Regions from separate parts of the Homo sapiens genome. Here regions 2, 3, 4 and 5 are each linked to region 1. The links are chromatin loops, found by intact Hi-C in ENCODE. Cell type or tissue: endothelial cell of umbilical vein. All regions are shown on one strand.

Evidence for each region. Hi-C counts contacts between places; a loop is a spot of excess contacts. Peaks named below come from ENCODE experiments on the same cell type or tissue, not always from the same donor. Only the 100,000 strongest peaks of a DNase experiment are listed, where the experiment ranks them.
Region 2: it touches region 1 in a loop (6-fold over the local background); 17 of 110 quality-filtered maps call a loop at or near these places.
Region 3: it touches region 1 in a loop (10-fold over the local background); 48 of 110 quality-filtered maps call a loop at or near these places.
Region 4: it touches region 1 in a loop (7-fold over the local background); 7 of 110 quality-filtered maps call a loop at or near these places.
Region 5: it touches region 1 in a loop (10-fold over the local background); 48 of 110 quality-filtered maps call a loop at or near these places.

What each region holds. Positions count from the first base shown.
Region 1 is chr12:12,834,611-12,839,610 of GRCh38, forward strand. No RefSeq gene overlaps it. Among named protein-coding and RNA genes, the nearest start is that of DDX47, 24 kb to the left of the region's middle. RefSeq lists an enhancer at 277-1,476. In endothelial cell of umbilical vein, a CTCF peak has its summit at 2,559 (motif pointing right); DNase peaks (open chromatin) are centred at 2,591 and 3,931; H3K27ac peaks cover 4,095 bases.
Region 2 is chr12:13,206,410-13,211,409 of GRCh38, forward strand. The region is part of intron 1 of EMP1 (epithelial membrane protein 1); the gene reads left to right. Among named protein-coding and RNA genes, the nearest start is that of EMP1, 12 kb to the left of the region's middle. In endothelial cell of umbilical vein, a CTCF peak has its summit at 2,230; DNase peaks (open chromatin) are centred at 112 and 4,282; H3K27ac peaks cover 4,909 bases.
Region 3 is chr12:12,973,887-12,978,886 of GRCh38, forward strand. It overlaps HEBP1 (heme binding protein 1), which reads right to left. Exons shown (of 4, transcript NM_015987.5): 4 at 984-1,593. The coding sequence ends at 1,422. The region is part of intron 1 of GPRC5D-AS1 (GPRC5D and HEBP1 antisense RNA 1); the gene reads left to right. Among named protein-coding and RNA genes, the nearest start is that of HEBP1, 24 kb to the right of the region's middle. In endothelial cell of umbilical vein, a CTCF peak has its summit at 1,975 (motif pointing left); DNase peaks (open chromatin) are centred at 1,975 and 2,655; H3K27ac peaks cover 1,496 bases.
Region 4 is chr12:12,913,666-12,918,665 of GRCh38, forward strand. It overlaps GPRC5A (G protein-coupled receptor class C group 5 member A), which reads left to right. Exons shown (of 4, transcript NM_003979.4): 4 at 1-4,272. It overlaps MIR614 (microRNA 614), which reads left to right and starts at 2,164; the gene lies at 2,164-2,253. In endothelial cell of umbilical vein, a CTCF peak has its summit at 2,741 (motif pointing right); DNase peaks (open chromatin) are centred at 2,816 and 3,116; H3K27ac peaks cover 2,848 bases.
Region 5 is chr12:12,981,492-12,986,491 of GRCh38, forward strand. All of the region lies in intron 3 of HEBP1 (heme binding protein 1), which reads right to left. The region is part of intron 2 of GPRC5D-AS1 (GPRC5D and HEBP1 antisense RNA 1); the gene reads left to right. Among named protein-coding and RNA genes, the nearest start is that of HEBP1, 16 kb to the right of the region's middle. In endothelial cell of umbilical vein, CTCF peaks have their summits at 2,160 (motif pointing left) and 4,709; a DNase peak (open chromatin) is centred at 2,140; H3K27ac peaks cover 364 bases.

The DNA of each region.
Region 1 (5,000 bases):
CGAGATCGCACCACTGCACTCCAGCGTGGGCGACAGAGCGAGACTCCATCTCAAAAAAAAAAAAAAAGAAACTGTGAGCTTCAAAACAATCTTCTCCCACCCTAATTGTAAACAGATACATCTAACTTTTATGACTTAATAAAGGGAGTATCTTGGAATAGTCATATGATATCAGCCCAGAGAAAATGTCTTCTTATTTCTCATCTGAATTATAAAACTGATTTATATAGTATTCATTGTATGCAGTTGCAGTAACAATGGCTTCATGGTACTGGCTAGCCTAGTTTTACTTCCTCTGTACAGAGCTGAGTGAGGGTGAGAATGAGGAAAACACCTCTCTATCTTATGAAGGGGTCCTAGGATCCTAGTGAGAGGGTTTCAGTTGGATAGGCTATTTCAGGCTTAAAGCAGGCCCAGAATTCCAGGGAACCATGAAGCAGGTTCTCTGAGGGCACTCTGAGGGGATTGTAGTTGCTAAGAGGGGCCTAGACCAACTAGATCATGATTATTCTTTCTCAGTCTCTCAAAAAATGCAATGAATATCCCAGAACTTGGCTGGCTCTTTAAGGACATCTTGCTTACAGACAGAGTGTTTTCCAAGTAGCTTTCTGCCTGCAGAGGCATCCACAAACCTAAATTGGAGACTTTATCTACCTTGGGTCCCTCAAAACCCTGGGAAATAGGACCAGAAAGAACCACAGGCTGTGGTGTTGGTTACAGAAAATGAAAGGATCCAAGTTATCAAAAGTGGGTAACAAAGCAACATCAAGAAACTGTGTCCTTAAAACTAAGAGAATATACAAGACATTCTAATCCACATGGTTCTTAGGGTGAAATCTAGCCTCTGGGCAGGTAAGAAATCAGGGTGTGAGTCACCCCTCTTTAGCTGGAATGACAAGAGACTCAGACCATAACTCTAGAGATTGAAGGGTTACCCACACCCGCATTCCTTTTCATGCCTCACCTATCCCAGGTATGCACTAAAACTACCGCTAAAAATAACTGCAGAAACTTGAAGTCTGGGAAATAGCACTGAACAGTCTCACCTGAAGTGAAGAGCTGATTGGTGCCAAGTGGAAAGGAGACAGGAAGAAAATGGGCTCCTCTGGAACCATGCAGTCTCTAGGAGGTGGGCCCCAAGGTCTGCTCAGAGTCTTGGAGCTTTTGTTTGCTCGTAGCCATCCATCCCCTTATACCATCCAAACACAAAGGATGTCTCCTGTCACTGTCACCCTTCAATCATCTGCCAGTGCCGTCAAAGAGGCCGGAAGGAGCAGGAGGAATTGGGAAAGGAACAGGTGGGGAAAGTGTAAGTCATCGGACTGTTCACTGTTGCTGTGTGACCTTGTGGGAGTTACTAAACCTCTCTGAACCTTGAGTTTTCTCATTTGTTAATATGGAAAGAAGACCGTCAAGCCTATCTCTGTCACAGAATCTTTTTTTTTTTTTTTTTTGAGATGGAGTCTCTGTCACCCAGGCTGAAGTGCAATGGTGCAATCTTGGCTCACTGCAACCTCCACCTCCCAGATTCAAGCAATTCTCCCACCTCAGCCTCCCAAGTAGCTGGAATTACAGGCATGTGCCACCATGCCGGGCTAATTTTTGTATTTTTAATAGAGGCAGGGTGCCATGTTTGTCAGGCTGGTCTCGAACTCCCGACCTCAGGTGATCCATCTGCCTCGGCCTCCCAAAGTTCTAGGATTACAGGTGTGAGCCACCACACCTGGCCTGCCTCACAGAATCTCGAACCTAGTTTTTAAAATTCTGTTTCTTTCCTCCTTCCCTTCCAGTGTCCACCATATCCTAGCCAGTGTGCCAGATACTAGGAAACCAATACTGAAAAAAGAGTCAGATGCTATTTTTGCTGAACTTAGCCTTAGTATTGTATAGTGATTGTGCTTCCTACTAGGCAGGGACCGCGCCTAATTTGTGGATATTACTAATATCATACAGGGCCCATACGCAGTAAATGTTCAATATCTGTCATTTTCTGAAACCTAAGATGTGTCAGGCGGCTTGACCTGTATTATTTCTAGTTCTTTGAACAATCCCGAACAGTCGATATTATTGTTCCCAATATGAGCTATGGAGCCAGTTTGCCAAATCGGCCCCTGACTAACTGTGAGACTTTGGACAAGTTGTTAAACCTTCCTGTGTTTCAACCTTCTTATCTGAAGACACACAGTTATAGTACAGCATTGTGAAGTTAAATGAACTATACTGTGGCTCATGATAACAATCAGTAAGTGTTAGTCATTATAATGATCATTAATTGTGGCTTTTAGCATAGATGAAGACTGGCAGCGTACCCAGATCATACAGCTGGTAAAGGGCTAAGTAAAAATTTGAAGCCAAATTGGATTCCAAGCCTCTGCCCTTTACACTAAATACACTGTTTGTTATGTGTGTGTGTGTGTGTATGTATATATGTGTAATTCCATATTACTCATGCAGTATGTTCCACACAACAAGTAAGTACTATGCAAATGAACTTTCAGGTTCCAAGCTATTTTCAAATTGGCAACAGGCAGGTAAGAAAATAAGACATTCTTGTTTTCACCAGTAGATGGCAGAAGGAAGAAAAGACCACTCCGGAGAGGGAAGGAGTTTTAATTTGGAGCCGAGTGATTCACAGTGGGCTGTGGCTGAGGCACAGGGGCAGATGAGGCAGACTCCTTGTATGACTACAGTGGAGGACAGTCCCACTGGAACTAGGGGTCAGGGGTCAGGGTGGGGAGGAGAACTACCTACAGGTATGTGAAGGGTGTCAGCCTTCAAGAAGATCTGCTAGGTTGACCCAGAGGATGGGGACTGGGAGCCCCGAAGTAAAGGCAAGTTCAGATGCACTTAGAAAAAAAGGTCGCGTTCCTCTGTCGTCTCTACTGCGCGGTCCCTGGCTGTGGACCCTCCTCGTCAACTTCCAAACACTTGGTTCTTTTCCAAAGCCTGCCTTTCCCTCTGGGATGTTGATGAAGCCACTTGCTTTGTTTGCTCCTTTCCCCACCCCCTACCCCAGTCTGTAAGTCAGGAATACTCTTTCCCCCGCCTATCCCAATACACGTTGTTTGTGAGCCACCGACCCCCCTCACTGCTTCCCTCTCTCCTCACTGCGTATCCATCCAGTAGGCTTGGTCCACAGCCCGTGCTCCTGTATCAAATAAGCTTGGTGCTGGGTAACCTGTGAGCTGCTTGTTCGTTCATTTTATCCTAGAGACATGTCCTTCAGCCCAAAGTGATGGGGAGTTGTCCTTCTGGGTCCAAAAGAGTAGTAGCAGCAATCAAGCATGGTGGTCATTTATACTGGGCCAGCTCTCACTGATGTGATGCTGGCTCTTGTCCTCACACATTCTTTTGGGGGAGGAGTCCACTGGTAACTCCTGATATCTTAGAAACTCTCTTACCCAAGCTATTAAATCCAGTGCCAACTTAAAACCAACATCCCTGTCGCGATTTCTGGGTGGGTCAAGAGTGGGGACTATCCAAAGATTTCTTATTTGACATACGTCTATTTGTACATTTGTAATGGTTGTTGGTTTGGTTTTAAATAAGTGATTCTTGGACAGGGCATGGTGGCTCATGCCTATAATCCCAGCACTTTGGGAGGCCAAGGTGGGAGGATTGCTTGAGGCCAGGAGTTTGAGACCAGCCTGGGTAACACAGCAGAACCCCATCTCTACAAAAATAATAAAAAATTAGCTGGGCATGGCGGACCCCGCCTATGGTCCTAGCTACTTGGGAGGCTGAGACAAGACAATCATTTGAGTCTTGGAGGATGAGATTGCAGTAAGCTATGATTGTGCTGCTGCGTTCTAGCCTGGGTGACAGGGTAAGACCCTGTCTCTAAAAGGTAAATAGTAAATAAGTGATTCTTTACAATAGGGCTGAGGAGAGCCTCCTGTGTGTTAGGAGTTTGCCAGGTGACTGGCATATATTATTTCTTTTACTGGAGGTCATGAGTCATTTCTCGAGGAAACTGCAGATCAGAAAAGCTTGTTTGTCATATTTTAAAACTGCAGCCTAGTCTTTTTTTTTTTTTTTTTTTTTGAGACAGAGTTTTGCTCTTGTTGCCCAGGCTGGAGTGCAATGACGTGATCTTGGCTCACCGCAACCTCTGCCTCCCAGGATCAAGGGATTCTCCTGCCTTAGCCTCCCAAGTAGCTGGGATTACAGGCATGCACCACCATGCCCGGCTAATTTTGTATTTTTAGTAGACACGGGTTTTCTCCATGTTGGTCAGGCTGGTCTCAAACTCCCGACCTCAGGCGATCCGCCTGCCTTGGCCTCCCAAAGTGCTGGGATTACAGGCGTGAGCCACCACACCCGGCGCAGCGTAGTTATTCTTTATTCTGTCTTCCGTGATTTCTTAAATTCATCCAAGGGTATTCAGGAATTTTGCAGGGTGAGCCTATGCTGACAAAATGAAATTGAGCACCATAGTTTTGTGTTTTTTACTAAATCTCCAGAAAATAAAAGTGACCTTTGGACTGCCAGAAGATTCACGTGAAACCTCACATAAAATCAGCATGTGAAGACAGAGAGGATGTTGGTGATCACCAGAATCTGTTCATTTTTCCTTTGAAGATACTTAAAGGAAGTATGTGTATGTTTACAGGTTTGTATATGTTTTAGAGTGTGCCCACAAGCTCTTAGCCATTTAAGACAGACACTAAAGACTCCCTCAATTAAAAAAAAAGTTCAGTGGAATTTTGTTCATAATATCTGCCTGAGAAAAAACAGGCCCTGCTTTTCAGTCTTGAAGACTGAAGGCTCCTTTTTGAGTAGAGTAGTGGGGGCTGGGTGCAGTGGCTCATGCCTATAATCCCAGCACTTTGGGAGGCCGAGGTGGGCAGATCATTTGAGGTCAGGAATTCGAGACCTGCATGGCCAACATGGTGAAACCCCGTCTCTACTAACAATACAAAAATTAGCTGGGTGTGGTGGCTCGTGCCTGCTAATCCCACTACTCGGGAGACTGAGGCAGAAGAATCACTTGAACCCAG
Region 2 (5,000 bases), 370 kb after region 1:
CCCTGAGGGCCTCCCCCAGTGTTTGCATCGTCTTCAGCTCCTGATTTCTGAGCATGCTCCCCTCCCACCCCTCAGCTAGGGCTAATTCTTCAGTGACTCAAGCCCCAGGATTTTGACCACTTCCTTCACTGGGGAAGTGGGTTTTTGGTTGCTCTATTCTATTGTGTTGCTCCCAGTTATTGTGTTTTAGGTCACTCTTAAAGAATTGCTGCTGCCGCCAGGCCCCATGGCAGTTCAGTGAACACACAGACTTCTGGACAGGAAGAAGTTATCTGACTCCTAGGTTAGCAATCAGGGAACCAAATTATGCACCTCTAAACTTCCCTTCTGGTCCTTAGAAGTCAATTCTTCTCAAAGTCTCTGCAGATTTAGTTACCCACCAGAAAAGGAAAGGCTCCCATGGGGGCCTGAGTAATTTCTCACTGGTCAGAGAACCCTAAAAGTGTTAGGCTGCCTGAACAAAGGCAACAAGGCAATGCATGGCAGTCTCAGGGCTGTGTTCCTTTGATTCTTTCATTTGTGTGTGTGTGTGTGTGTGTGTGTGTGTGTGTGTGGTGTGTAAGAGGGAGGCAAGAAGCCAATAAAGATTTAAATGGATGGAGATAACTTGAGAGGTTTGGTTATCCCTCTTTCCCTTCCCTCATGTCTCATATTAGTTAGTCCTTTAGAGCTATAGTCACGAGCAATTTTAATCCTCAGGGTTCTATTTTATTTTATTTTGAGACGGAGTCTTGCTCTGTTGCCCAGGCTGGAGTGCAATGGAGCGATCTTGGCTTTTTGCAACCTCCGCCTCCCTGGTTCAAGTGATTCTCCTGCCTCAGCCTCCCCAGTAGCTGGGACTACAGGTGTGCACCACCACGCCCGGCTAATTTCTTGTATTTTTAATTGATACTAGGTTTCACCACGTTAGCCAGGATGATCTCGAACTCCCTCAGGGTTATTTCTACTGACTATATTAGCTATTCTGTTAGCTAAGAACTTTATCTGAATACTGAATGGTCAGTGTTTGTGAGGTTTGCATTAGAGCTAGGAGCACAAAGACACCTCTGCTCTAGTGTGGTCTGGGCAATGCAGAAAGAAAAGGAGGAACAGTGATCAGAAACAAAAGATGGTGGTCAGAGGTAGGGAACTGCAAGCCTGTCCGTTAGGGCAGAAAGAAGAACAGAAAAGGGATATCAGAGACCTGTGTGTGGCTCCGAGGTGCTGATCTCCATTTCTCTTAATAATACTTCTCTCCAGAGTCAACATACATGGGTCCTATACCTTCCTCAGTTTCCCACCCAGCCCCTAACTGCCCCTGTGCCATGTATGTTAGGTAGATGAGGCTTAAGAAGGAGATCATCCTCCACTCACAGTGGTGGGTACAGAAATGTGTTCCTGGCATCCACATAGAAGTCAGTGGACGGCCTGTTCTTTAAAAATGCAATGAATTGATAAGCTCTGCTGGCCTAGGTCTGGGAGTCTAAGCACCACAAATGAACGCTGTTATGAGCGTTCCCCTACAACTTTGGAACTGCTCAGTGCACCAAATGCTCTGCAAAAAGCGGGTCTTGCTTCAAAGTATTCAGAATTGCAATGCTGTGATTCTCTGCATCTTGGTTTGCGCTGCCTCACTAGGACTAGGGGTATGCTTTCCACTGGAGAGTGCCACCCATATCATTTTAGAGAGGGCTGAGGGAGAAGTCTACTATTGTTTTAGTGAAACACACTGCTAAGAAATAAGTAGTAGCCACCAATACTTCCAATGGTATAAATTCTCATAAATGGTATTTTTTTCAGTGCCTTTGTATGAAGCAAGATTCACAATGGGGCAGAGAATGAATCTCCCCACAAGCTACCTTGCAAGTAATGGGTGGGTGGAAGTTTCAGGAGCAGGGGTTCTTCTGTTTATTATACTCTGCTATTTGATAAATGCCCAGACATTTACCCATTAGTTACCACTAATGGCTTTTTCATAAAGACCTCAGTGATCGCCTCCTCCCAGACTGAGGGTTTCCCTGGGGGCAGGAGGTATCTAGCACAGTGTAAAGACTGGGTAACTAGGGATGATTCAGCCCAGAAACTCAAGAAGATAACTCATTCTGTTTTCACCTGTGTTGGGGGGAAGGCCATTGAAAATAATGGAAGCCCCTCTAAACTGACAGTGAATGATATTAGTAAAACCTGACAAATAATGGGCCAGTGAAAAGATGGAGAAGTTGTAGCTTAAGCTAAACAGCCCCTCCTTCTGGCTGGATACAGCAGCTAAAAACAGAGAGAACTGTGTGTTTTGCACAAGACCGCTTGCTAACTCAAGACATTTTGCTTCTTTCCGTGGTGAAAAGACAGGGAGGGCACCATCACAAAAATCTAAGATGAAAGAGAGTCGCTCTTTTGCTTGATTCTCACATCCATTCTTCCAGCCTGCAATGGGCAGGGCATATGGTCAGGTGGATCCAGGGGCCAGGCACTCGCACACACCACCAGGGCTGTGATGCATGGGCCCAGGTAGAGGTGCCGTGGGAGGGGTCATTGAGACAGAGAGTGTGAGCTGGGCAGAGGAAATCAGACTTGACTTTAGGGGTTACAGAGCAACCCAAGGAGACAAAATGCTGCTGAATTCCCAACAGCCTATCAGGGAGGGAATGTTTTCTGTGACTCATTTAAGTGGCCTCACTTGGTGGATTATATTCTGTCATTGGCCCCTCCAGCCCTTCCCCCTTTTAAGAAGAGGATGTTTGTAAATTAGAAGCAACAGGAACAAGAAAGTCATTTGAAGAGCCCGAGGAGGATTAAACATAAGTATTCGTTATGTAATATTTGTAATTCCCTGCAATCAGCCTGTTCCTTTCCCCATAGGGGGCAAGGAGATCAGGATCTGGTGAGGTGTGAATCTTGGGAGGTATGAGGAAGTTGGGCTGAGAAAGTGAACTTTCTCCTGGTCTTTCCTGAGGGTGTGCTCTTAGAGGTCTCCCCCCTTAAGGGGCAAGGGTTAGACAAATGACAATTTCTAAGAGGACCGAAAGGATTGTATACACCCTGCCTCGTGAACTAGACAGCAGATATCTTATTACTTGCACTTAACATGGGGCAGCCTAGCGATTGAGTAACTGGGTTGGGTTGGCAACAGCTACCCGGCTTCACTTATGAATAATAGTAATAATAATAACCGCAGCTAAAGCAACCCCATTATTAGTAGCTGCCATGTGTCAGACACTAGGTGTTTTACATAAACAATCTGAATTCATCCTCACATTTCCCTTTGCAATTGACATTGCGACTTCCACTTTCTAAATGAGGAAACAGATGAGCGGTCAAATAACTGGATATGATTCTAATTCATCCTCTGTCTGATTCAAAAATCTCTTTTTACTGTGCATTTAAGTCAAGCAGAAAATTGGGGAGGTGTGCTAGAACCTGAGAAAAGCAAAAATGAATTTGAATGTGTGGGGGGATTACTAATAGCAGACATGAAAGCTCCAACCTCTCCCCTGAAGAGGCAGGATAAACGTCATAATTTTTGCATTCACAGTTAAGTTGGACACATTCCTAAAAAACAGCCTGGGTTGGAAGGAAGTGGCCAGATTGGGAAGGGGCTGTTGGAGACGGTCAGGGAGAATGGTGGAAGCCATTGTCTGCCTCTCATTCCTTGCTTGCAGAGAGCAAGGCACCCTGATGTATATTAGATCACTCTAGATTTTTGGTTGCCTGATAAAGACAGTGAGAGGAGATAAAAGGCATGTGAAGTGTTGGAATTATAGTATCAGTGCTCTCTAATAAATACCTGATGTGGCATGAAAGTGCCTCAAGCACATTCAAAGCATCAATTAAATTAGGTGGAGTGAGAGAGGGCAGTGGAACAATTGCAGGATGCGCCTGGCCATCTCCTCCCTTGGTTGGGGCATCCACACATCCATTCTGTCTAGGGTGTGAATAACCTCAAGCCCTTTCCTTTTGATGTCCCTCTGAGCCTGCACTGCTTTGTGACAGTCTTAGGCATGACAAAGCTCTCCTTCTGTAGCTGACATAAATCAGAATAGCCTCCCCCATGTGTATCCTTCACACTTCCTTTATTTCCTAGGCTTTATGATCAATGGGCTCCCTTCTCTGCTGTGATTATGGCTGAAAGCTTTTGTTTATCCATGCACATTCTTAATCGATATTAGTTCCCAATCCTCCCACCCTGTGATTTATGCATTTGCCTGTCTTCTGTATTGAGTCCTGAAGGATTGGAATTTGTGTAAATGTCATGTACAAGGAGAAGGCACATTTGGTGCTATCTCAAGTTGCATTACTTTTAAAGCCCCCAGAACCATCACATTGAGCTGTGGAAAATATGACTCTCTGCCCAGACCAATGGCAGGCTTCCTGCCATGAGGCACACAGAGCCCAAAGGCTCAGGTGTAGTAATACTAGTCTGAAATGCTCAGTCACAGGGTGACCAGACCATTAAACTGTAATTAGGTTGTTATAATTATTGAAAACCAAACAGCATTATAATAATAGAATTGTGCCTCTCACATTTTATATCTCGCCCAGGATCATATTAGTAGCCTATTCAGTATATGGGCATTGAGTAATAGCTGCTATTCTTCAGAAGGCATTTACTTCTATTAAAAGTGCTGGGTGAGCAATTTGATGAAAGCATGGACATTTTCCTAGTGGAAAATGGACATTTATATGACATTGTTCAGAGACCTGGAAATTATAAAGGCCTACTTCTTTGAAAATCAAAGTCCTATTTTTAACCTCTAAAACACAAACAAAATAAAATACGAACAGTTATCATAAAATGTTCTTGTTCCTTTTTTGAAATAGAATGTATTAGAGAAATGAATATGTAAATACCCAAGAAGAAACCAAATTCTGTTTCCATGTAGGTATGTATAACTGGATGAATAGGCACTTAGGCAAATCAGAACTAGGTTACAGGGGTGTTTTCAGGAATTTATGATTAGATTGTGATGGTTTTTAGTGCAGCTCTTCCTCATGTTAGCAGATAGCCCACACGTGTGGGAAAG
Region 3 (5,000 bases), 140 kb after region 1:
TGGGAGCCTGTGGAATCCTCAGCTTCCTCACCTGTGTGTGGGAACAGCAGTACCTTTCTCACAGAGTTGCCCATGGAATAAGTGGGGCAGTGCATGCAAAGTGCTTGGCATGGTGTCTGATAGTCAAGGCTGGGTGGCTGACGGTTTTCACCCTGGATCTTCAGAAATGGTCATGGCCCATCCCTCAGAAGACTGCTGAAAGGACTCCAGGAAAGATGATGACATATAGCTCTTGTTCCTCTCCTTAGGAAACCCCACTTTATGTCCAGTAAGAACTCTTCATGGTGAGGATTAAAGCTCATTTTTCTGTTTCCTATAGAAACAGCAAATGGGGTGTGGGTGGGTGCTAAGGTGGGTTTCTCCCTGAAAACCTGTCCAGCTGTCGTAGGGAGGGCTGCTGAGAGCGTGGGGCCCTGATGCACTATGAGGATCAGAGTACCTCCTACATGCCCTGGGGCCCACTGAGAGCTTCATCCTCCCCTGCTCACTCACGGGCTCTGCTCCAGCTCAGCTGCCATCCGGCTTCCTGCTCACAGCCTTGCATCTGTGTCCTTCTCTGCAGGCCAAACTGCACCTTTTCTTTCCTTCCTATCCTCTTCAGTTAATGAAACTGGACCCCAGCTGCTTCTCATCTCATCCCCCTAAACCAATCCTCCTGGAAAATCTCCTGTCTCCAGGGTAGTCTGTGCACCATAGTGCAATGATTTTTCTTCTTGGTCTGCTCTTGTGACTCCTGGAACCCTTCGCAGACCACAGCTGCAAACAAAATCCTCAACTTATAATCACAGAGTGCTACATAACAGTCATGGGAAATGTCTAGTTTAGGGATGGTGTGTGTCCTGGTATCTTTGCGTTTATATTCGGAAGGACTTGGGAGCTCTAAATATAGGGTTCCTGCAATGGTAAACACCATCAATAGTACTCATACCTATATTACCTTCAGGACTGTAGAACCTTGGAAATAATTACACTTATGATTTGTCTCAGCTGTTTAAGTCAATGCCTTTTATTTTTAGTTTTTCTGAAGACAAAGCTCTTATAAGAATCACAGATGAAAGATCAGGCACAAATCACATTTTCCCCCTTAATAACAAAATACAAATCCAATAATTTTAGAAAATCAGTTTTTAGTGACCCAGATGCCTGGAGAAAAGCTGCCAGGATTTTTCTGGTCTATCGCAGAATTTTCTACATCAATGAGAAGGATGCTGCATATCTTGGCTGTATTATTTCCTACTGTGAGAAAAGAGACTTAGTATATGGAACATGCTTTTTTCAGAAAATTGGCAGTAACTGACTTTGAAGGAAAGTTGGTTAAGTTGGACTTGCAGCTGGAACTTGGGAAGCACTGTCCCCTCCTTACCCCCGAGGAAGGAGACACAGAGGCACACTTCCAGTAAGTTCTTGGTTCAGTGGGTCACTCATGTCTTCAACAGCCAGATCTCATTGCGCCGTCCGTAGGGCTTCATGGGAGGGTCATAACCCGTGCAGAAGTAGATGTCCCCCCGGTAGGTGGCTGTGCCCTCCAGGGCAGCACGCAGACGGGTGGCTTGTGCTACGTAGTCTGCTTCCTTGGCATAACCACCAAACTGCCTGGGGGTTCAAGAGCAAGGGCTGGTTACGAAAGGACATGACCTCTGAGAGAGGGGGGATCTTTAGAAAAAAGTCACTCACCATGTTTATTATGACAAGCATGCTAGAGTGGTAAGACTGGGGACTGAGTCACCACTTCCTAGATGGGTTGATTTTACCTCTCTGAGCCTCAGTTTCCTCATCTGAAAAAGGAGATATATTTTCTTTTTCCTCTAGAGTTTTGAGTGTTAAAAGCAGTAATGGACGTGAAAAACTCTAATGCGGGGCCTGAAACAGTAGCTGAGTATAAACGTGAGCCTCCCTTTCTTTCCTGAAATACCCAAGGGGACAGCAGGTTTGCTTTCCCAAAGGCCAAGCCTTCACCCTTTTCTCTGGCTCCCTCTACTGCCCGGCTGTACCTCTTTTCTGCTGCTCTGTCACCACCTCTGGAAGGAGGAAGTCTACAGGGGACTTCGGGCAGAGCTGCAGTGAGTATGGTGGCTAATGCCCCTTCCACAGCAGAGCAGCTCTAGTGACTGAGTTCATCACAGCAGTGACTTGTAGCAGCTTCATTTAAAAACAGAGCTAGGCTAGCCTGGGCAACACAAGACCCTGTGTCAAAAAAAAAAAAAAAAAAAAAACAAACCAAAAACCAAAACTAAAAAAGTAAAAATCTCAGAGCTAACAAAGGCAAAGACCCAAGGAAGACTTGGGAGGGCCCCACACAAGCTTTAAACATGCCCCAAATAAAGAAATCACTTCTCATAAATCCTTTCTTCTGCTCAAATCATGAAAGCCTTCTTTTTCTAGTAAGGAAAGAGACTGTTCCTAAATCTGGTATTTCTTTTGATGGCAGAAATTGGGGACAGAGAAGCAATAAAGCCTTTCTTTTCAAGATTATTATTCTCTCCCTTACGTCATGTGCTTCTGTTCCAAAATTTGTCTTGTAGCCTAGCCTAAATATACCACTCTAAATCTGGGTTGCACTAAAATTTTTATTAGAGTCAAGTACATCCCGATTTCTAATGAGCTGTATGACTCAAAAGTCTGAATTTGCACCAGGCCAAGATTAGGCCAAATAATGCATTATTTTTGGTGGAGTCCTCTGAATCATGCTTTGCTCTTTTACAAGTGGTTAGTCATGCTGGACAAGCATTCAGCATGTGGATTGCAGCATCACTGATGTGAACACCCAGGATGTTTTCTGTAATGGATTGGTTGTTCCAATGTCTAGACAACAGCTACAGAACATGGATGAAACTGAGACCAATTTTGAATAGCAGAGGCTTGATTCTTCAAATATATTGAAGAGATTATAAGGGAGATGAAGAAAGTTGGGCTCTAGCTTCATTGAGGTTCAAATGAGAGGAAACTGGGTTAGTAGACAGACAATGAACATCCAGGAAAGACTTTTTTCAGGCAATAAGAGCCTGTAAGACACTGGAGTTTTTTATGAACCATGTCTTTAGTTGGAGAACCATTTGTCTGAAATGAATCAAGTGCTGGAGGTGGAAGCAGGTGTTGAGTGCTCTCTGCACCCCCTACTTGTGCTGTGACACTGAACTGTTCTCTAGGAAAAGGGACAATGTTGGCTCTTTAAATACTGATTTTGGAAAGCTCCAAAGGAGTGCTCCTCAAATGTCTTCCTTCATCAGTTAGAGGCAAAATGGCTAGTGTGTGCTCAAATCCTAGTGCTGCCCTTTCTAGGTCTTAAGCTAATTCTAAAATTTCTCAAATCTTCAGGTTTTTCACTGGTAAAATAGGGATAGTGATAACATCAATCTTCGAAGGCTACTGTAAAGATTAAAGGAGAAAAGACTATGCAAACTGCTCAGCGCAGAGCCTGTCACGTAGTAAGCTCACAACAAACAGTAGCTATTATTGTTACTTGGCAGTTTGCTCAGAAGAGCCTTTTAATTCCCTGACTCCAGGGTGAGGGACATGATGGTAATCTAACGAAATACCATGTAGCTGAGTGTTGTGGTGCATGCCTGTGGTCCCAGCTACTTGGGAGGCTGAGGCAGGAGGACTGATCAAGGCCAGGAGTTGAGGCTGCACTGTGCTATGATCACATCTGTGAATAGCCACTGCATTCCAGCCTGGACAACATAGTGAGATCCTGTCTCCAAAACAAAAACACAAAATACAACTAAAAAAAACCATAGTAATATTATGAACTGGCTCAATGAACAATTCTCACTTTCTCAATTAGGCCTATTCTTAAAATGCTTTGTTACCTTGTAAACCCCATTCTTTAACCCCATCCCAATCTTCTTCCTATGTTTTACTTTTTCTTTCTTTCTTTTTTAACAGCACTTATCACCTTTTAACATACTATATAATTTACTCATTAAGTTTATTGTTTATGGTTTGTGTCCTCTGATAGAATATAGGCTGCACAATGGCAGGATTTTTGTTATTTTTTGGTCACTGATGTACACTGAGCACCTAACACAGTGCCTGAATATGTTGGACCCCTTGGTTAAATGAACAATTCTGGGCTAAACAATGAAAGTGATGTCTTCAGCCTGACAGAGCTAAAGATGACAGCACTTAGGACCTAGTGAGTGAAGTGGTTACATAAGTTTCACTCACTCATTCACATAATAAACATCTGAGGGGACAGTGGTGGGAACTGAAACAGGAGAAGTGGATCCACTGCAGCCAGATGCGAAGGCCTTGAATGCCATGCTAAAGAGTTTGAACCTCATCCTATATGCACAGGTAGACCTACGAAAGGGTTTTTTTTTTTTTTTTTTTTTTTTTTTTTGAGACAGAGTCTCACTCTATTACCCAGGCTGAAGTGCAGTGGCGCAATCTCGGCTCATTGCAACCTCTGCCTCCCAGGTTCAAGTGATTCTCCTGCCTTAGCTTCCCGAGTAGCTGGGACTACAGGCACACGCCCAGCTAATTTTTGTATTTTTAGTACAGATGGGGTTTTGCCGTATTGGCCAGGCTGGTCTCAAACTCCTGACCTCAGGTGATCCACCCGCCTCAGCCTCCTAAAGTGCTGGGATTACAGGTGTGAGCCACCACGCCCGGCCTGGAAAGGGTTTTAAAGTAGAGGACTGGCACGATCCAATTGTGCTTTGGAAGGATCCCTCTGCTGGCAGTGGAGGGACAGGGGAAATGGCAAGGGGTTGAGAGATGTGGGGCCACCGGAGCCCAGGAACAGCCAAGTGTGAGATGATGAAGGTGGGAGAAAGGCAGATTTGAGAGGTACCTGTATGTGGAGGGAGGTAAGAGAGAGGAAGGAAGAGAGGATTCTCCAGGGCTTCCAGTTAAGCCTCTGGGTAGAAGAAGATGCCGCTAACCAGAATAGGGATTAAAGGCTGAAGAGTAACATTAGGCAGGAGGGGCAGCTGTAGGGGTGTTCATGATTTAGTTTGGGGGGCATATGAATATTAAGGGCCCTCTGTGAAATACAT
Region 4 (5,000 bases), 79 kb after region 1:
ATGAGCATTAGACTCTGGGGGATAGAACACGGGCTGCCCTGAGAGCTTCATGTTGGAGCTGAAGTTCAAGGTTCACTTCCTTTGGGTTTGTACTTGACCCTTCTTCATGTGTCTCTCCCGTTCCCTCTAAAACAAGTGTGTTTCCCCTCATTTTTGAGGCTGTCAATGGTGTGAGAGCCAGGATCATCACGGGGCCTGAGGTTTTACTCCAGAAAAGCAGAGGAGTGGCAACCTTGGCTTGGGGTTTGGCAGCCCAGGAAAGGCAGGGAGGAGAGCTCAAAGCCGGTTTCATGTTTCACCCAAGGTCTAATTGTGGGAGAGGACAAATCCAGATCCCCTGTTTGACAGAATTAGTTCACAAATGTCTCTTGGCAAAAACATGTGACACCTAACCATGATAATTGACTTAATCCAAGAAAGAGCTCTGTAGGGCAGAGCAATAGGAAATCTCTCTTTCGTTATGGAAAAAAAATAATCCCTCTACATAGAAACTGAGTGACATGTAAAAATGTGTAGCTAAGTCAGGGAGTTACTTCCTAAGAGCCTGACGCTCTGCTTTTCATCAAAAGGAAAAACCAGCGTGAGGCAGAGGCGAGGGAGGTGGAGGTGAGTGGATGATGTGCTGAGTTAGGGATGTTTATATGCCGCAAAGGTTTGGTTGGTAGGCTTCGCGCTAAGATTAGCCTGGCTTTGTACTGAAAAGGGGGAAGGACACATAGTGACACAGATCCTTCTGGTCTTTCCCAGGAGGTGTGACCTAATGAGGTTTGTTGTGAGAATAAAGCAATGTGGTTTCACATATATTATCTATCATAGGCTAGGGACTCAAGAAATGCATATTCCCCCCCCACTTTCTTTCTCTCTTTCCTTCCTTCCTTCCTTTCTTCTTTCTTTCTTTCTTTCTTTCTTTCTTTCTTTCTTTCTTTCTTTCTCTCTCTCTCTCTCTCTCTCTTTCTTTCTTTCTTTTTGAGATAGAGTCTCACTCTGTCATCCAGGCTGGAGTGCAGTGGCATGATCTCAGCTCACTGCAGCCTCCGCATCCTGGGTTCAAGCGATTTTCGTGCCTCGGCCTTCTGAGTAGCTGGGATTACAGGCGTGCGTGCGCCACCACGCCTGGCTAATTTTTGTATTTTTAGTACAGACGAGGTTTCACCATGTTGACCAGGCTGGTCTTGAACTCCTGATCTTAAGTGATCTGCCCGCCTTGGCCTCCCAAAGTGCTGGGATTACGGGTGGGAATCACCATGCCCAGCCTCCTTTCCATCTTTTCTTTCCTTCTCTGGTCTTCATACTACCAACCAAGCAAGGGAGGAGGAGTAAAAGGTAAAATCACAAAATACTCTGGATCGGCATTTTTTTTTTTTTTTTTTTTTGAGACAGGGTCTAGCTCTATGGCCCAGGCTGGAGTGCAGTGGCACAATCATAGCTCACTGCAGCCTCAACTTTCTGTGCTCGAGTGATTCTCCTGCCTCAGTCTCCTGAGTAGCTGGGACCACAGACGTGCACTACCACACTTGGCTAATTTTATTTTTTCAGAGATCACATGTGGTTTGAGGGAGGATAGAGAGGACAGGGTGTCAAGAACAGCATTTTTACCAAGTTGATATAAAAATGAAACAGGATCCAGGCATGGGTCTTTACACTGATAGTTACAGTAAGTTTTAAAATCTGAGCAGCAATTTGAATCACTTGTTGAAAAACACACAAAATATATTTTTTGTAGAGGTGGGGGTCTTGCTCTGTTGCCCAGGCTGGTCTTGAACTCGAGATTCTCCTGCTTTGGCCTCCCACAAGTGCTGGGATTACAGGCGTGAGCTACTGCACCCGGCCTGCTTTCTTTTTAGTGAAAAGGATCTGTGGGAGCTTTTATTCCCATGGCTGCCTTCCTCAAGTCAACCTCTTTCCCCGGAAATGGCATCATCTCTGGACTGTTGTTTCTCCTTCTTCCTTCTCCTCCTTCTCCTCCTCCTCCTCCTCCACCATGCCCGGCTGATTTTTGTATTTTTAGTAGAGACAGGGTTTCACTATATGGGCCAGGCAGATCTCGAACTCCAAACCTCGTGATCCACCTACCTTGGCCTCTGAAAGTGCTGGGATACCGTGGCCTCTGAAAGTGCTGGGATTACAGGCATGAGCCACCGCGCCCGGCCCCGTTGTTTCCCTTCTAAGAAACGCAGTGGTCTCTGAAGCCTGCAGGGGCAGGCCAGCCCTGCACTGAACGCCTGTTCTTGCCAGGTGGCAGAAGGTTGCTGCTCATTTGAGCAGTACCTGTCACCCCTCCTCCCACTGCTGCGGCTGTTAACTCATCTTCAGGTCTCACACCTTCTGCACATAAATAAGCTATTTTTAAAAGTTATTATTTTTTTACTCTTTCTTTTCTTTGGAGAGGGTACCAAAGGATAGCTGTTCTGTTTAAGTAGGGACCTCTCATGGCCTACAGGCTTTGACATCTGAGAATCAAACTGGAGAACATTCCGAAGCCGTTCTTATAAGTGTCTCCATCTCTACCTGGGCTGAAATGGAATGTGCAAATGTAGCCCAGCCTGGTCCTTGGGTGTTGCCAGTTGATTGATGACTGGGAGCCAAAGTGGCATCTCCTTTGACCTAAACGGGCGATGATGAAATAAAACTCAACAGCCTTTCTCTCATCTTGCATTGTGAGATGCGAAATAGAGCGTGTCTCTCTGCCTCTCATTTTAGGCTGAGGCCGTCCAAAGCGGCCATGCCCCATGTTTCCACTAGATGGCGCTGACACTTCAGGCATCAACCCTCATGGCCTCTCAGCCTTGCAAAGGCAGCCACTTAAAGTCGGTGTCCTGTGTGGGGCACCAAGCTGAGCTGCAGACACCCAGTAGGCGCGAGGCAAATGCGTCCCATTTTAAGAGGCTTGTATTTATGAGCTCTTTGCTTCCTCCCTCCCACTAACTTTAAAGAATTGCTCTCCATCTCCTTTGGCAAAGTTCCTTTGCCCTTTGTCTTATTTTTGTGAAACCCTCCAAGGTATTTCCAGTCCATTTGCATCCAATCTGGCATCTTTACGGAGAGCGGTCTCATATGCTATTGTTGTTAACGTGGACTAGTATTTATGTGTTGAGAACACTGGCTGTTTGTCAGGAAAAGTGTGCCAAAACAAAGAGTACGGCCGGCCCTGGAAATGCATCAGCAAAACCCATTTCCCCCGTGCACTCATTCTGAGCTTCCTTCCTTCATTTCTGTCATTACTGCTGAGAACTGGACTGTGCCCAGCTGACCTTTCCCTTCCTTGCCCTCATCTTGCTGCCAGGGTCTGCAGGTTTGCCACCGTCCCGGCCCCAGTCTGAAACATGGGATTATTTCAGAATTGGAGGTGGCAGCTTCAGAAAAAAATCCTTCTCGTGTGTTGACTGCTGAGATCCAGGAACTGGGAAATCAACCCCCAGTTTGTAGATTGCTCTCTTTGGAAATTCTGTGGCCCAACCTCGTGGCTGTTTTCTGGAATTCCTTCTATCGGGGCAGACAGTGCTGTGCCTTTCTTGACTTCAGGATGTTCCAAGGATGCTGCTGGATCTGTGTGTGTGTGTGTGTGTGTGTGTGTGTGTGTGTGTGTGCGTGCGTGCGTGTATGTGCGCCTGACCCTGATTTCTGCAACCTCCAGATTTCTTTCTTGACCCTTCAAAGTGGAACAGTCCAGTGCCAAAAATTTTAGAGTTTGAGAAGGTCACAGAAATCCTCTAGTTGGTGCCTCCACAGTCTTCATTTTACAGAGGAACTCAGGGCTAATGGAGTTAATGCAACTAGATCAGGGTTTTGGGTCTGTGTTCTTTCTACCGTCAGCACCTGTGTGGTCAATTCTGGACACTTCCCAGAGAAGTCTTTGAGTAGAGAATCCTACTCAAATTTCACTGTATATTTTAAGCATTCCTCTCCTTTCCCTTTGCCTCCCCTGTTGCCTTTTCTTCCCCTGATTTCTCCTCTGGTCATCTCCTCTCCCTTCTGCGTGTAAGCCATGGGAAAGGGATGAGGGAGGACAGCTTCTGGTTAAACACAGGTCCCTCTTCCACATCAAATGAACATTGGCTTCCTGGGACAGAAGGCCTTCAAAGGAGGGATTGCAAAGCAAGGCAAAGCGTTCTGTCTTCATTTTCCCCATCCCCATGAGACAAGACTGATGGAAAGGGTGGTGGGGCAACACTGCTTAATGGATGCCTTTTCACATCATTTCAGTTTTTAGCCCTCATGACTGTATTTTCTAATCAGAGACAATAACATTTTAAATAAAACAACGACAAAGAAGTCTGAGTCAGGTGGTAAAATTTGTTGTTTTCAAGCACCATCTTTTGATATACTTGGTTTCATATCATAATGTATTCAAGGTTTCAACCGGTTCTTACATGCTCCCCTTTACTGAGATTTTCTTTTTCTAAAAAAAAAATTTAAAAAATTTTAAAAGTAATTTTTTTTTCTTTTGGGATAGGGTCTTTCTCTGTCACTCAGCCTGGAGTGCAGTGGTGCGATCACGGCTCACTGTAGTCTCGACATCCTGGGCTCAGGTGGTCCTCTTGCCTCGGCCTTCTGAGTACTGGCTGGGACCACAGGTGCACACCACCACACATGGTTAATTAAAAAAAAATTGTAGAGGCAGGGTCTCCCTATGTTGCCCAGGCTGGTCTTGTACTCCTGGGCTCAAGTGATCCTCCTCCCTCCGCCTCCCAAAGTGCTGGAATTGCAAGCATGAGCCACCATGCCCAGCCTGAGATTTTATTTTCCATTCATCTTTTGACTCATCTCAGAATTGACCAGATTCAGCCACTCTTACAAGAAAGCTCAGGATCCAGTAAACAGTTAATTCTTTATTTTTATTATTATTTTTAAGACAGGGTCTTGCTTTGTCGCCTAGGCTGGAGTGTAGTGCTGTGATCTCAGCTCACTGCAACCTGCATTTCCTGAGCTCAAGCGATCCTCCCACTCTGCCTCCTAAGTAGCTGGGACTAGAGGCGTGCGCCACCACGCTTGGCTAATTT
Region 5 (5,000 bases), 150 kb after region 1:
GAGACACAGAATCTTATCATTGGCAAGGCTTTTGGACATGAGGTGGCTTAAATATTAGAGATATTTAATAAATGTTTGTCAAATCAAACCAAACTTCCCACCTAGTGCAAATGTCACATGGCATAAGTGTCACCCATCTATCCAGATGGCACTTGAATTCTTCCAGGGGCAAGGACATTACCTCATGACGTCCATTTTACTGTTAGACACCTAAAATAGTTCCTGGTACAGAGTAAGTGAACAAGAAATCCACTATCTTTTGAATGAAGGAATGAACGAGTGGGTAAATCACATTGTCTCAGGCTCCATGCTGAGTCTGATGGGATGGCAAGACATTCAGGGGAGACAGACAGAGGTTAGGCTGGAAAGTTACCAACACACTGGTGACAGCTGAAGCTATGATGGGGACCAAGATCTTTATGGGACAGAGCAGAGAGAGAGAAGCACAGGAGAGGCAAGGATGAAGCTCTTTTGTTCATGTATCCATTCACCAACTTGTTTTTGTTTTTTATTTAGAGACGGGGTCTCATTATGTTGCCCAGGCTGGTCTCGAACTCCTAAGCTCAGGTGATCCACCTGCCTTGGCCTCCCAAAGTACTAGAATTACAGATGTCAGCCACTGTGATGGCCAATTCAACAGCTTCTTATTGAACACTTGTTATATTCTAGCCAAAGGCCCTGCCCTTGGGAAGCTTGCATTCTAGTGGGGAGAGGGCAATAAATAAATGAGCAGATAGAGATATATAATGCAATTGATTATAAGTGAAGCAAAGCAAAATAAAGCTGGATAAGAGGACAGAAAAGGACAGGGTGCTATTTTCAATAGAACGGCTGGACAAGGCCCCTTTTAATCAAAGTGAGGGGGCAAAGCAGGGTGCTAAGACTGAAAACCCTTGGTCCCAACTTCCTGTGGTTACAAACAGGGTTGAATTATCTAGGAACATGGGCAAACACTGGTCTGTAAATCTCCTAAGTGGTAATGTGGGAACCCCCTAAGAGTTTAGCAGTTGAGCTCTTTCTTCCAAACTTCTCTTTCTCTAGGCGGAACTTCCCAAGCTGCCAATGGCCTCCATTGGGGCCTGGTCATTTAGAGGGAAAAATGACATCAGCAACCTAGGTGCTGACAGCTGACAAAGTTCTTTCAAATGCACAATGAAACCGGCCTTTGCAATCATGCCTTAGAAATCTTATTTTATAGATGAGAAAACTGAGGCTCAGAAAGATTAAACAACTTGCTGCAAGTTACAAAATTCATAATTATTGGAGCTGAGGTTCTAACCCAAGTGTATCTGCAGTAACTTTGACTTTTTTATTGTTAATTCTAATAAAACTTGATCAAATTCTCAAAGGGAGGTGAAGTTAGGAGGAGGAGAATAGGCTAACATTTACTGAGTGTCTACCTCATGTCTAGGATTGAGTAGGTATTTACAGGTATTATCATATTTTATCCTCACAACACCATAAAAGCTAGGTACTCATGCCCATCTTACAGATGAGGAAACTGAGGTACAGTGAGGCTGGCAATATACCAAAGGTCCTATGGCCACTGAATGATGAACTGGGTTGGAGCATAGGTTACCCTGAAAATAAACTCCTGGTTTCCAACTTTTTCCTTTATATCTAGACATTTCATTTAAACCGTGAAAGTTTCATTAAGACCATCAAACTTCTCCTGCTGTTGGTCCCTATTGAGAACCTGGTGCTGAAATGAGCTGAAAAGGCCAAACTCTAACTTAAGTGCATAGAGAAAGGACAGTAGTCTGGAATGTTGCTGCTGGTCTAAGTGTGAGGATAATTCTATTGCCTCTTGTGAATACTAAACATATTCTGATAGTGCTATTTTTTTTCACAGCATTCTATTCATCTAAAAGCACCGGTAATTAACGATGCTAATAAATGTATAATCCCTTTGTAAACATCTCTTCACAAGGTCATAAAGAAGGAAGACTGAATGAAGGACGCCAGGCTTTCATTTTAGAATTAATTTTGTCATTGAATGCACTCACTGCATTATTTGATAGAGTACTTTTGCATTTGAAGTAGTACATTTGCCTTCTACCATCTCATTAACATTGCTTTCAACAGAATCAGAAATAACACAAACCACTGCAGGGTAATTTTGAATGCTCATTTGACTATGCAGTGACATCAAGTGGCGAGTTGAGGAATGATCATATGCTGTGTGAGAACTCCGTGTTAAAAATTCCATGGAGCCAGGCTAGACACCACATTTGGCACTTTCAGCTGTTTAGATTTCAGAGAATTAAAAGGAAATGGTCACCGACCTGCCTTTGATAGTACCCGTATACCCCTTCCCACCATAAGAAACCAGCGTTCCTTAGAGAAATGGCTAATTCTAGCTCTAGGGCAAGAAATGCTAAGATGTGCTCAAAACATCTCATTATACCAGCAAGCCAGGGAGCCATCAACGACTACTGGAGCTGTGTCAAAAGGACCAACAAACCAACTTGAAGAGGCTCCCGCTGGCCAACAGTGGGGCAATTAGAGCATCAATAAGAATAATATCTGTAACAAACTGAAACGTATCAAATATGTTTAAATTCATATGTTTATAATTACACTCAAAAAACGAAGATGCAGACCACTTTACCTTGAGGATGTTACAGAATGAAATTATCATTCTGAAAACTGGTAAATAAAGAGAAGGTATCAAGTAAGCATGTATCTGGCTTTTTCTATATGAAATAAAGGAAGCCAAATAGTAAACGAGGGGAAGTTTCTCTTTACTGAAATATTGCAGGTAATAAAAGAAGAAGGAGAAACAGAGAACATTATCGTTTTATGGCCTCTAATGGAACAAGACATCTAGGCAATGATGAACTATGGTCACCAACATCACTCAATCAGGGACAATCAGACACTGTGGGCCCCTGAAGGAAGTAAACACCACCACGTAGGAAATATTCTCACCAAAACTTCAAAAACTTGAATCTGATCTAGTCTTTAGTTTCAACTACTAATTTACAGGCAATACGGGGCTCAGAGGGATGTGGTAAAATGTCACGGAAATATAATCAGCAAAATCCAGTACAGATAATAAGAAGACAAATGATCCACAGATGGAAAGGAAGAATGTAAAGTTGTGTTGGTAAAGAAATTCACAGATTAATAAAAGCTTAAAAATGTACCATCAGCCAGGTGTGGTTGTGTGCAACTGTAGTACCAGCTACTTGAGAGGCTGAGGTGGGAGGATTACCTGAGCCCAGGAGTTTGAGGCTGCAGTGAGCTATGATCACACCACTGCACTGCAGCCTGGGCAACAGAGCAAGGCCTTGTCTCTTAACAACAACAACAAAAAGAAAGTACTACAAAATCTGACTTGGATCCAGATTCTAACAAAATATTAAAACAAATGATGGCCAGGCGTGGTGGCTCACGCCTGTAATCCCAGCACTTTGGGAGGCCGAGGCAGGTGGATCACAAGGTCAGGAGTTCAAGACCAGCCTGGCCAAGATGGTGAAACCCTGTCTCTACTAAAAAACTACAAATATTAGGCACAGTGGCAGGTTCCTGTACTCCCAGCTACTTGGGAGGCTGAGGCAGGAGAATTGCTTGAACCCAGGCAGCAGAGGTTGCAGTGAGCCAAGATCGCACCACTGCACTCCAGCCTGGGCAACAGAGAGAGACTCCGTTGGAAAAAAAAAAAAAGTAATGGGGGAAATCTGAGCATTGAATATTTTATATTATAAATTAATGAAGTACTATTGAAATTTCAGAAAAAAGGTATTGTGATTATATTTTAAAAAAATCTTCAGTAATTACCTGAAATATTTATGAATGAAATAATATAATGTCTGGAATTTGCCTAAAAATAATCCAGGGTAGGGCTGGGTGAATGCTGTGAAGATACACATGACACAGAATTGGCCTTGAGCTGATCGTTGCTGTAGGTAGGGGATGGGCACATATGATTTCATGATCTTATATGCTTCTACCTTTCTATAAGTTTGAAAATTCCCATACTAAAAAGTTAAAGACAAAAGAAAAAAAAATTATATCCACTCATTACTCAGGGTCTGGTAAAACAAATGATCAGAAACTAGCCCCATCTGCTTGAAGTCTTAATGTGAACTGATTCAATCATGTCTATCTCATTCCTTATGAAATAAGAATGAACAGACAGAAGGGGTAATTGCCAAAACCTGCTTCAGGTCATAAACATTAGGTAATACATAAATAGTATCTTAGTAAATACTGAAAGATATTTAACAATAATCCTATAAGGTTACATTACATGCACACACACACACATCATATATAGGAGGTTATATTATCAGCACTTAACAAATGCAAAAGCTAAGTCTTAAAGTGGCTAACTTCCCAAGCATCATTCTGCTAGTAAGCAGTAGAGCTGGAATTCAAATAAAATACAAGTTCATTTTATTATACCTGCTGCTTCCCAAACACAGGAAATAGAATGGAAAAGACAAGCAGACATCTAACCCAGGGCACAAGATTTAAGGAGGCGCTCACTCTCAGTCCCCATCCTGCACTTGGACAGCTGTGAGAGTGAGTGCTTCCTTAAATGCTGCACCCAAGGTGCATCTCCACCCTAGGAAAAGATATTGTTAAGTTAATTTGCTTTCTCCACACCCTCTGAAGGGAAGCTGGGAAGTCTGAATGAGGACTGCAGGACAAGCACAGGAGCTGAGGCTCCGGTGCTAGCTCCCAGCTGCATTACATTCACTGTCCTCTGGAGGGCCCTGCAGTCACCTGGCCTAGGACTACACACAGCGGTGAAACTCACATTCTCAGAACATTGACACAGCTCCGGGGAAAATGGTCCCACCATCAGGTTCAGGGTTGCAGCAGGGCAGCCAAGTTTGGAGGTCCCTGAAGTGGACCAATACTCAGTCCAGTGCAATATTATATGTATGTGAATTTTTCATGAGGTTGCTCCTGAGCGGAGCCAAACCACCTATGATTACTTCTGGTGAAGATCCTGGTCTTTCCCTGAGCCTGGTTTGGTGCCTGTCACA